Regions from separate parts of the Homo sapiens genome. Here region 2 is linked to region 1. A link is a contact called in ENCODE Hi-C or POLR2A ChIA-PET data. All regions are on one chromosome and are shown on one strand. Each heading gives the region's core, a stretch centred on a gene start or an enhancer-like site at or near the end of the contact. The rest is flanking DNA. Distances are from core to core; before and after follow the strand shown.

The links. A loop is a pair of places that touch in the nucleus more often than their neighbours do. ChIA-PET counts read pairs that join two places held with the same protein, here RNA polymerase II (POLR2A). Pooled maps may share reads with other maps.
Region 2: a map with no recorded cell type shows a loop between it and region 1 (4-fold over the local background). The contact joins the enhancer-like site here to the promoter of SNX22 in region 1. A Hi-C loop is called at or near these places in 1 of 168 maps with a recorded cell type or tissue (GM12878), 18 of 37 single-sample maps with no recorded cell type and 13 of 50 pooled maps. POLR2A ChIA-PET finds 5 or more read pairs at or near these places in 1 of 52 experiments (BJ).

The regions. Positions count from the first base shown.
Region 1 is chr15:64,149,586-64,153,761 of GRCh38, reverse strand. It overlaps SNX22 (sorting nexin 22), which reads right to left and starts at 2,031. Exons shown (of 7, transcript NM_024798.3): 1 at 1,912-2,031; 2 at 1,436-1,519; 3 at 1,020-1,124; 4 at 423-517; 5 at 78-110. The coding sequence starts at 1,986. RefSeq lists enhancers at 1-82, 106-335, 3,263-3,372 and silencers at 1,326-1,705, 1,906-2,345.
Region 2 is chr15:63,878,710-63,882,885 of GRCh38, reverse strand. No RefSeq gene overlaps it. Among named protein-coding and RNA genes, the nearest start is that of MIR422A, 9.8 kb to the right of the region's middle. RefSeq lists an enhancer at 3,097-3,992. Within about 2 kb of position 1,250, at least 2 of the 41 ENCODE cell types and tissues checked have a DNase peak (open chromatin) inside an H3K27ac peak, as active enhancers do; they include GM12878, where a contact is called at or near this core.

The DNA.
Region 1 (4,176 bases), core at 782-3,281:
AGGCAGCAGGCCTGCCTCCTAGCATATGGCCACTAGGGGGCAGCAGGGGCCAAGCGCGGGCTAGGGCTTTGACTTGCCTGCTGTCGCCAGGCAGGAACTCCCTCAGGGTGCTGAAGAGAAGAGAAACACTGTAAGCTGCCTGGGGATGCCGGGGGAGCGTGAGGAAGGGGTGGAGACACCAGAGCCCAGAACTGCACCTCCCAGGGGACCACTGCTTCTATTTGTAACAAGCCCCAGTTCCGGAGGTGGCGGGGGTAACCAAGTCTGTCCAAAAAAAAGCCCCTCCACCCAGGTCAAGAGAGCTGGTGAGGGCGGTCATGCTGGATCCTGGCAGATGTGAAAAGAAAGGGCTTGCCCTCCAACACCTTTCCTCACCTGCTCACTGCTGACAGCCCCTGGCCCCCGCCATCGGCCCCCCTTACCCCCAGTTGCTAGCCTTGGGGTCTGTGGGGAAGTGCCGAAGTCTCAGGAATTCCAGTAACTCCTTGGGCACCTCCTGGTTCAGGTACAGGATGCCCTGGAGAGGACAGAGGAGACCTGCAATCAGACCCAGCTACTAATTTGCATAGCGCAGTGCCAGTGAAAATGCAGGGCTCTTTGTTCCAAAAAAAGAATTTCACGACAATGACAGCAGAGCGTTGAACCAGGCTCAGGGCCCTTCTGGGCGCTGGGCGCTGTGTGCACAGGTTGTACCCCATGACGCGGCATAGCTTTGCTGTTGGGGGAAGGACCCTCACCCTACATGCCATCAGGAGGGCAGCACAGGACCTCACCATGGAGGGGACAGGACCTGGGTTTCATGGAGCTGGGACTACCTGTGTCCGTTACCTCTTTCAGTCCTTTCAACAAGCCAGAGGGGGGTGTTTGGACCTATATTAGACTCAGAAAATTGATGCTTGAGGTGGTGAATAACATCCCCAAGTTGTGGGTTCCCTCCCTGCCATGCCCCCACACCTCTCTGTCTGGGCCACACCCCTGGCACAGAAGGCCGGGGGGCAACCAACTGTGCTCTCGCATACCTGGATGTAAGCCTCCAAGCCCTGCCGGCGCTGTTCCAACCCTCTGGTCCTCCAGTTGGGCAGGCGTTTCGAGGGGAAGTCGGGCACTTTGTACAGCTTCTTGATCTACTGGAGGTTTACCGCGTGCGATCACAGCATCCCGACTGAGCCCTCAAGCCCTCTTCGCCCCAGCCAGAAGCCCTCCCGCGCCCCCGCCTTCGGGCTCTACTGGGACAGACCCTGGTGAGTGGTGGACCGGCCGAGGGCGAGGAAGGCCCCAACCCACCCACAGAGGCCCGGGGGCTGACCGGCTGCGCAGGGACTGAGGCAGTAATGGGGGTGGCGGAGGCTGGGGCTCGCCCGCCCGCCTCACAGGGCCTGGGCGGGGGCTGGACAGAGGCTGGGCCGGGGCCGGTGGGAGGTCGGCGCCGCCTCACCCGCTTGTGCAGCGCGTGGAACTCGCTGTAGCGCCTTGGCACCGTGTGTCTGCGCCCGCTGCACAGCACCTCCACTCGGAACACCTGGCGGCGCGGGCGGGCAGCGGGTCTGCGCGTGAGGCCCCGCGGGAGGACGCCGCAGCACCTGCGCCTGGCGACGTGCCCACCCTCCCGCTCTCAAAGGCACAAAGCGGCCTTGCGGCGCCGCGGCTGCCCGGGGACTCTCCGCTCCCGCACACCTGGGAGAACCGGCTGGCGGACCTGCCCCTCGGAGCCCTGGGGTCCCTCAAGAGCTCGAACCATGGTCCGCGAGGCTGGCAAATCCAAGCGGCCCCCAAACCCTCGACAAGGTTTCCCCCGACGGTCCAGCCCGCAGCGCTCGTTCACCCAGGCCCGGGCCCCGGGTCCCCACTGAGCGCAGCGCGGGGAAATCCTGCGGGTCCCGGCGCCCCTCCCCATCCAGGGGCCGCGCTCACCATGTGGCTTTTCTCCGGGCTCTGCCTGGGCCCCTCGGCCTCGGGCCCCACCGACGGGATGTGAACTTCCAGCATCCGCGCCCCGGCCCCAGCTGCTCCGCGCGCTCGGCTCGGAGCCCTAACTCTCCCGGAGCGGACTGAGGACCCCGGGGCGGCCGGCTCCGCCCCCTCGGTCCGCAGGCCCCACCCCAGGCCCCGCCCCCAGGCGACCCCGCCCCGGGCGTTCCCTTGCGCCGCGGGTCCTGAGCCTAGAAGATTAGGCGGGACCTGGACGCCGCCCCCGAAGTCTAGTGCGCCCACAGCGCGGGGCAGTGGAGTCAACCGTTTGTCAAACATTGACGGAGCACTCACTGATGCCAGGAACTGGCGAGCGAAAATGTCACCCAACCTGAGTTAAGCGCCTACCAAGGACGGCCTGTGGCTCCAGGCGCGGACGGAGGCGGGGCCCGGGCCTCAGCGCCGGTCCTGGGGCCAACCAGGGACCTGTCTTGGGTTCCTCAGTCCCTTCCCGAGCCTTTCCCTCCTTTCAGCCTGGTCCCTGAAATTGTGATCTGGATTCCCCGGCTGAGGCCACACCTGAGCAAGGCTTGGACCCAGTCCAGCTTTGATGCCCCTTTCCCCAGCATCCACAGGCCCCCCCATTCATTCATTGTTTTCATCCATCCATTCACTCATATCTTCCAACCCTAAGGGGCTCCAGGCTGTTTGTGGGGAAGAGGCAGTTTAGGGACCTAGACTCCGATTTGGACGTCAGACTGCCTGGATTTCAGGAGCTCCGTAGACCTTTGCTCATCTGCAAAATAGGGATAACGTGGCTCCTTCAGGCAAGTGTATAAAGTGAGATGATTTGGCCGGGCGCGGTGGCTCACGCCTGTAATCCCAGCACTTTGGGAGGCCGAGGTAGGCGGATCACCTGAGGTCAGGAGTTCGAGACCAGCCTGACCAACATGGTGAAACCCCGTACCTACTAAAAATACAAAAATCAACCAGGTGTGGTGGCACATGCCTGTAATCCCAGCTACTCAGGAGGCTGAGGCGGGAGAATCACTTGAACCTGAGAGGCGGAGGTTGCAGTGAGCCGAGATCAAACCATTGCACTCCAGACTGGGCAACAGCAAGACTCTGTCTTAAAAAAAAAAAAAAGTGAGATGATTCATGTTAGGCCCTTAACAGAAGCATTGAGCAGCAGCTTGACTGTGGGCTTCTCCTGGATGACTAGGATAAGTGGGCACAGGGCAGTGGATGGGAAGAGAGACTTTGGGGGGTGGCACCGGGTTGCTCTTGTCCACCCCTCCGGGCAGGTTCTTCCTGGATATGTGGCAGGATTTTGATCCAGAACTCTCTCAGGCCATGTGCTGGAAAGGACCTCTGCTCCCACCTCTCAGCCCTGCACCCTTCAGCTGTCGGAGAGCTGCTATCAGCAGCACCATGGCAGGTCCTCTACTCCACTGACTTCCCCCACAAAGGCCCCGTGACATGCAGAGAGGCGAGGCCCTGCCTTCCAAAGCTCATACGTAGTGGGAGGTCTTGGGGTGGGCAGGAGGAAGCAGAGTGCCTGTCTTCGGGGCTGGGGTTGAGGGGACTCACCCCTCCCCTGCTTCTGCAGAGACGCCTCTGAGCTGGAGCAAAAAACCTCCATCCCCAGCCCTGCCCCCAGAGAAGGGCTGAGATGACGACCCCAAAATGGGGCAAACAGGTCTCACCAATATCATGTCCCACATTCTCTTTTTCCAAATTGCATCACACAAGGACCACAGAATCAGGAAGCTGAAACTTCCCAGATTCTAGTGGGGTCCCCTAGAAGAAAAGCAGCCCAGAGTGAGGAGAAGTGCTGTGCTTTCATTTCCTCCCTACGGCCCCATCATTCAGGGACCCAGCTTTCCCTGGCCTACAGGGCCTCCCCAACTCCCACTGTCCAGGGAGGCCTCTCCTGGGATCCTCAGACTTCTTGGTCCTCATCCTAATGACTGTCTGCCCCTCTGTCTGTGAGTCTCCATTTTTTCCTGCCTTCATCCCCAATAGAACGTCCATTCTCTACCCTGCAGCACAAACTGTTATCAAGGCATGTGCTTAAAACCTTCCAATGTTTCCCACTGCACTTAGAATAAAACCCACTCTCTCTATGCAATCCACAAAGCTGTAAACAACCCAGCCCAGCCTCCATCTTCCACCTCATTTCCTCTCCTCTCCCCATCATGCACTAGGCTCTTCCAACCTGACAAGCTCTTTCCTGCCTCAGGGCCTTTGCATTAGGCTGTTTGCTCC
Region 2 (4,176 bases), core at 1-2,500, 270 kb after region 1:
CCTAGCTGTCCATCCATGGGGCACAGCCAGGTGAAGAACCCTCTCCCCACACTGCCTGGGGTCACTGACCTCAAGTTCAAACCCTGCTTGGTGAAGATGATTCTGCTGATGATGCCAACGTTCAGGTCAGCCTCAGCTGTTCAGAGCATGTCTACCCACAGGCCATGCTGTAGCCAATGTGGTCAAAGCCAGCCCCAGATAACCTTCTGGGAACCCTGCTCTAGGCTCCAGCTTTGGTATTAGCCAGGGTGCTCAGAGCTTGGCCCAAGGCTCTTGGTGCAGTGGCTACTCTCTAGGCCTTGCTGTGGAGCAGCTATGGCAGGGGCAGCCTCCTCAGCCTGCCAGGCCTGAGGGAGGGAGGAAGGAAGGGAGGAAGGAAGAAAGGAAGGAAGGGAGGGACAAAAAAAAAAAACCCAAGCAAATATTGGGGCTCAGAACACAATATCCCAAAATATGGCACTCTAGCACTCTGAGTTATTTGGACTGGAAGGGATGGGAAGGGCCTCAAAAGCAAGTCTTGCTGATCCTCTCCTGCCTTCCTTTTTCTTTCCCTCCTTTCTCCTTACCCAGTATTGCCCCTGAAAGAGGTCATAGAAACTAGAACTCCTCTCCCCAGTGCAAGCCACGAAACCTAGAAATGTCACTCTCTAACCTCTTCCCATCTCCCTGGAAGACCCTCATACGACAGGGGTCCTGCCCCTTACTCAGGAAGGAAAGAACGCTACACAGAGAGGCCGTAGAGAAGCTGAACAAGAGGCCTTGCTGTGTTCTGCCTTCAGTCTATCACCATTAGAGCACACCCTCTTTCCAATCACATTTCTACATGGCTGTCTGTTCTTTATTGGACCTAAGCTTAAAAATACACAGTTTTCCCTTTGTCTCTGGATCTTCATTTCTGAAGCCTCTCGCATCACGTAAAACTTAGATTAAATAAATGTGTTATGCTTTTCTCTCGTTAATCTGTTTTTTGTCATGGGGGTATTGGCCATGGACCTTGGAATGGGTGAGGAAAAGGTACTACACCTCTTTGCCCTACAAAAGCAGGCTGGCAAGTAGGATGGCCCAGCACCTATTGCATGCCAAGTGTCTTCACTCAGGCAGTTCCATCCGTGTCTAAACAACCTCGCACTTTTCACTTCCCCACTTTGGGGATGAGGAAGCTGAGACTCAAAGGGGCAGATTATTCGTCTTAGATCACTCAGCTGGCAAATGGAAGAAATAGTGTTTGAAACCACAATCTGTTGCAGCCTCCCAGATGGGTACCTGCCCACCAGAAGGTCTTATGCCTAGTGTTCCATTATTGGAATGCTAAGCAGGTGGGAGTTATTTATATCCTGCGGCTCAAGGTCATCACCAAGGCCTGATTTTTCACACACGTCTGCAATTCAAATTGTAACCTCTGGGCCGGGCACAGTGGCTCCTGCCTGCAATCCCAGCACTTTAGAAGGCTGAGGCAGGTGGATCATTTGAGGTCAGGAGTTTGAGACCAGCCTGGTCAACATGGTGAAACCCTGTCCCTACTAAAAATACAGAAATTAGCTGGGCATGGCAGCCTGTAATCCCAGCTACTTGGGAGGCTGAGGTGGGAGAATCACTTGAGCCTGGCAGGCGGAGGTTGCAGTGAGCTGAGACCACGCCACTGCCCTCCTGTGTGGGCATCAGAGTGAGACCCTGCCTAAAAAAAAAAAAAAAAGTAACCTCTTAAGCTCTCTCCTTAGCTTCTGGGAAAAATGAGTAGGGGAACTCATTCACACTAGAATTCTAATATAGGTTAATAATATCCTCTTTCCCAGGGGGCTCCAAGATGTGGACCCAAGTCTCACCTTTCTCTATCTCCCTCACAGCCAGTCATGACCATGCGATGGCCTCGGACCGTAGAAAGTAGTTTAACTGAACTGTTTCTCTTGGGAATTTCCCCTAAAGCTGAGGCATTTCCTTCTAAGTCTCACTGGAAAGTTCCCAAGAGCCCACGAGGTCAAGGCTACAGTGAGTGATATTTGCACCACAGTGCTCCAGCTTGGGTGACAGAACAAGACTCTGTCTCAATAAATAGATTAATAAATAAATAAATAAATAAAGTACTGAAATCTGTATTGGCAGGTGCATCAAGACGTAGAAACTCTCCTTGCTCATTTTGGTTCTGTGAACTTCCAAGTACCTTTGAGAACCCCCAAGGAATCCAACTCGATTTCTTTCCTTTCAACTTAACCCATTTTCTAAATACCGTGCATCTCAGCTCTGTGCTAAGGTGCTTGGATTGTGCTGAAGAAGTCATAATCTCCATCCTTAAATGGTTGTACAAACTAAGGAAATAAAAGCCTCTCAGTGGATGGTATTTAGAGATGAAAGAATTATATACAGGAAGGAAAAATGTAGAGTGAGGCTTCCCAACTGGGCAAGGGACCCTCACAGGCTGTTACTTGGGTCCCCCAGTGTCCTCTCAAGTTTTGCCTAGGATTGGGGTCCCCAGGTGTGCTGTTGGGGGCCCAGGCCCCACAAGGGTAGCTCTCTGAAGAGGTCCATTTGTCCCTACTGACTCTGAGGGCACAGCTGTTGAGATCTGGGTCCCTGGGATGAGCATCTTGGGAGCTGCCTCTAGGCTAGCCTTCTCTTGGTGTACTCCCTCAGCATTCCTGGAGCCTGGTTGGGGGCTGGCCCTAGGGAGCCCGCCCCTGCCTGTGCAGAGTTGCTCCTGGCCCAGGGGAGAGTGAATGCATTGTGCTCAGGCCTCAGTAAGAGGCAGCCTTGGCAACCAGAATCCTGAGGGAGGGTGTGCCTGGCAGGTCCCCTATGGACTCAACCAGCCACTGTCCTCATCACCAAGCATTAGTTTGGACACTAGCTGCACCCTGCTACCAACAAGAGATCAAAGAATCATGTCTGGGACATAGAGTCCAGAGACCTGGGCTCTAGTCCTGGCCCTGTCACTAATTCTCGGGGCAAACTTGGTCATATTTGTTACCTCATATGTGCCAGACACTGTGCAAGATACTTCACATACTTAAGGCCAGGCACGGTGGCTCACGCCTGTAACCCCAGGACTTTGGGAGGCCGAAGCAAGTGGATCACCTGAGGTCAGGAGTTCAAGATCAGCCTGACCAACATAGTGAAACCCCGTCTCTATTAAAAATACAAAAATTAGCTGGGCCTGGTGGCACGTGCCTGTAAACCCAGCTACTCGGGAGGCTGAGGCAGGAGAATTGCTTAAACTCAGGAGGTGGAGGTTGCAGTGAGCTGAGATTGCACCACTGCACTCCAGCCTGGATGACAGAGGGAGAACATCTCAAAAAAAAAAAAAAAAAGATACTTTACACACTTTTTTAAAAAAGCATTTTCTCTCTTATCACGTTTTCTGTCTCTGGCCCTCCCATCTCTTCATCCTGCAGAGAGGCTGGACTTGGTGAAAGGAGGAGGCAGGAGGAGGCCTTTTGGCTGAACAAAAGGCCTACCCCGTGCCCCACCCCCACCCTAGAGGCATACAATCATTGCCAGCTGAGCCACTGGGCCCAGGGTTTCCCCAGCCTTTATGGTTGGGTTTGCATTGAGGCTTCTGGTTCCTGGGGGAGTCTGGCTGCAGAGTGGCCCCATCGGATGCTCTCAGATGTCCCCTCCCACCCACCTGCAATGGCCCCAGTCCACACACTGTGGGATGTTTTTATTCTTTCCTGCTCTCCTCTTCTCCCCTCCCTTCCTCTCTCTTTTTTCCTGTCTTTCTCTCTCTTTCCCTTTCACAAGCTGGGGCTAGAACATCAACTTAAGGAGGAAAACACAAATAAAGGGCCTTCCTCAGGGAAAAACCTGATCAGAGGAGACTCTGTGCCTGGAGCCTGTTTTCTGCCAGCTGTCAGGGATTCTGTAGGATTGGCCTCTCCCAACCCGGAGCTCCCCAAAGCCAGGTTCCTTCTCCCTGCTGCTGTCCTTTGGCTTGGAGAGTGGGGACCTGCATGTCCTGCCTCCTCCGCTTGACCCAGGAGGACACGGCCTCTTGGGATTCTGAGGGTAAGTGCTCCCTGCAGTGCCATCGCTCTTTCCTGCTTATTACTTCACCATCCTCACAACAACCCTGTGTCGGAAGAGAGTGTTCAATGGGCACACAGTTCCATGACCATTTTACCGATGAGAAAACTGAGGCCACACAACTACTAAGACACAGGCCTTCCATCTCTGAGTCCTGCA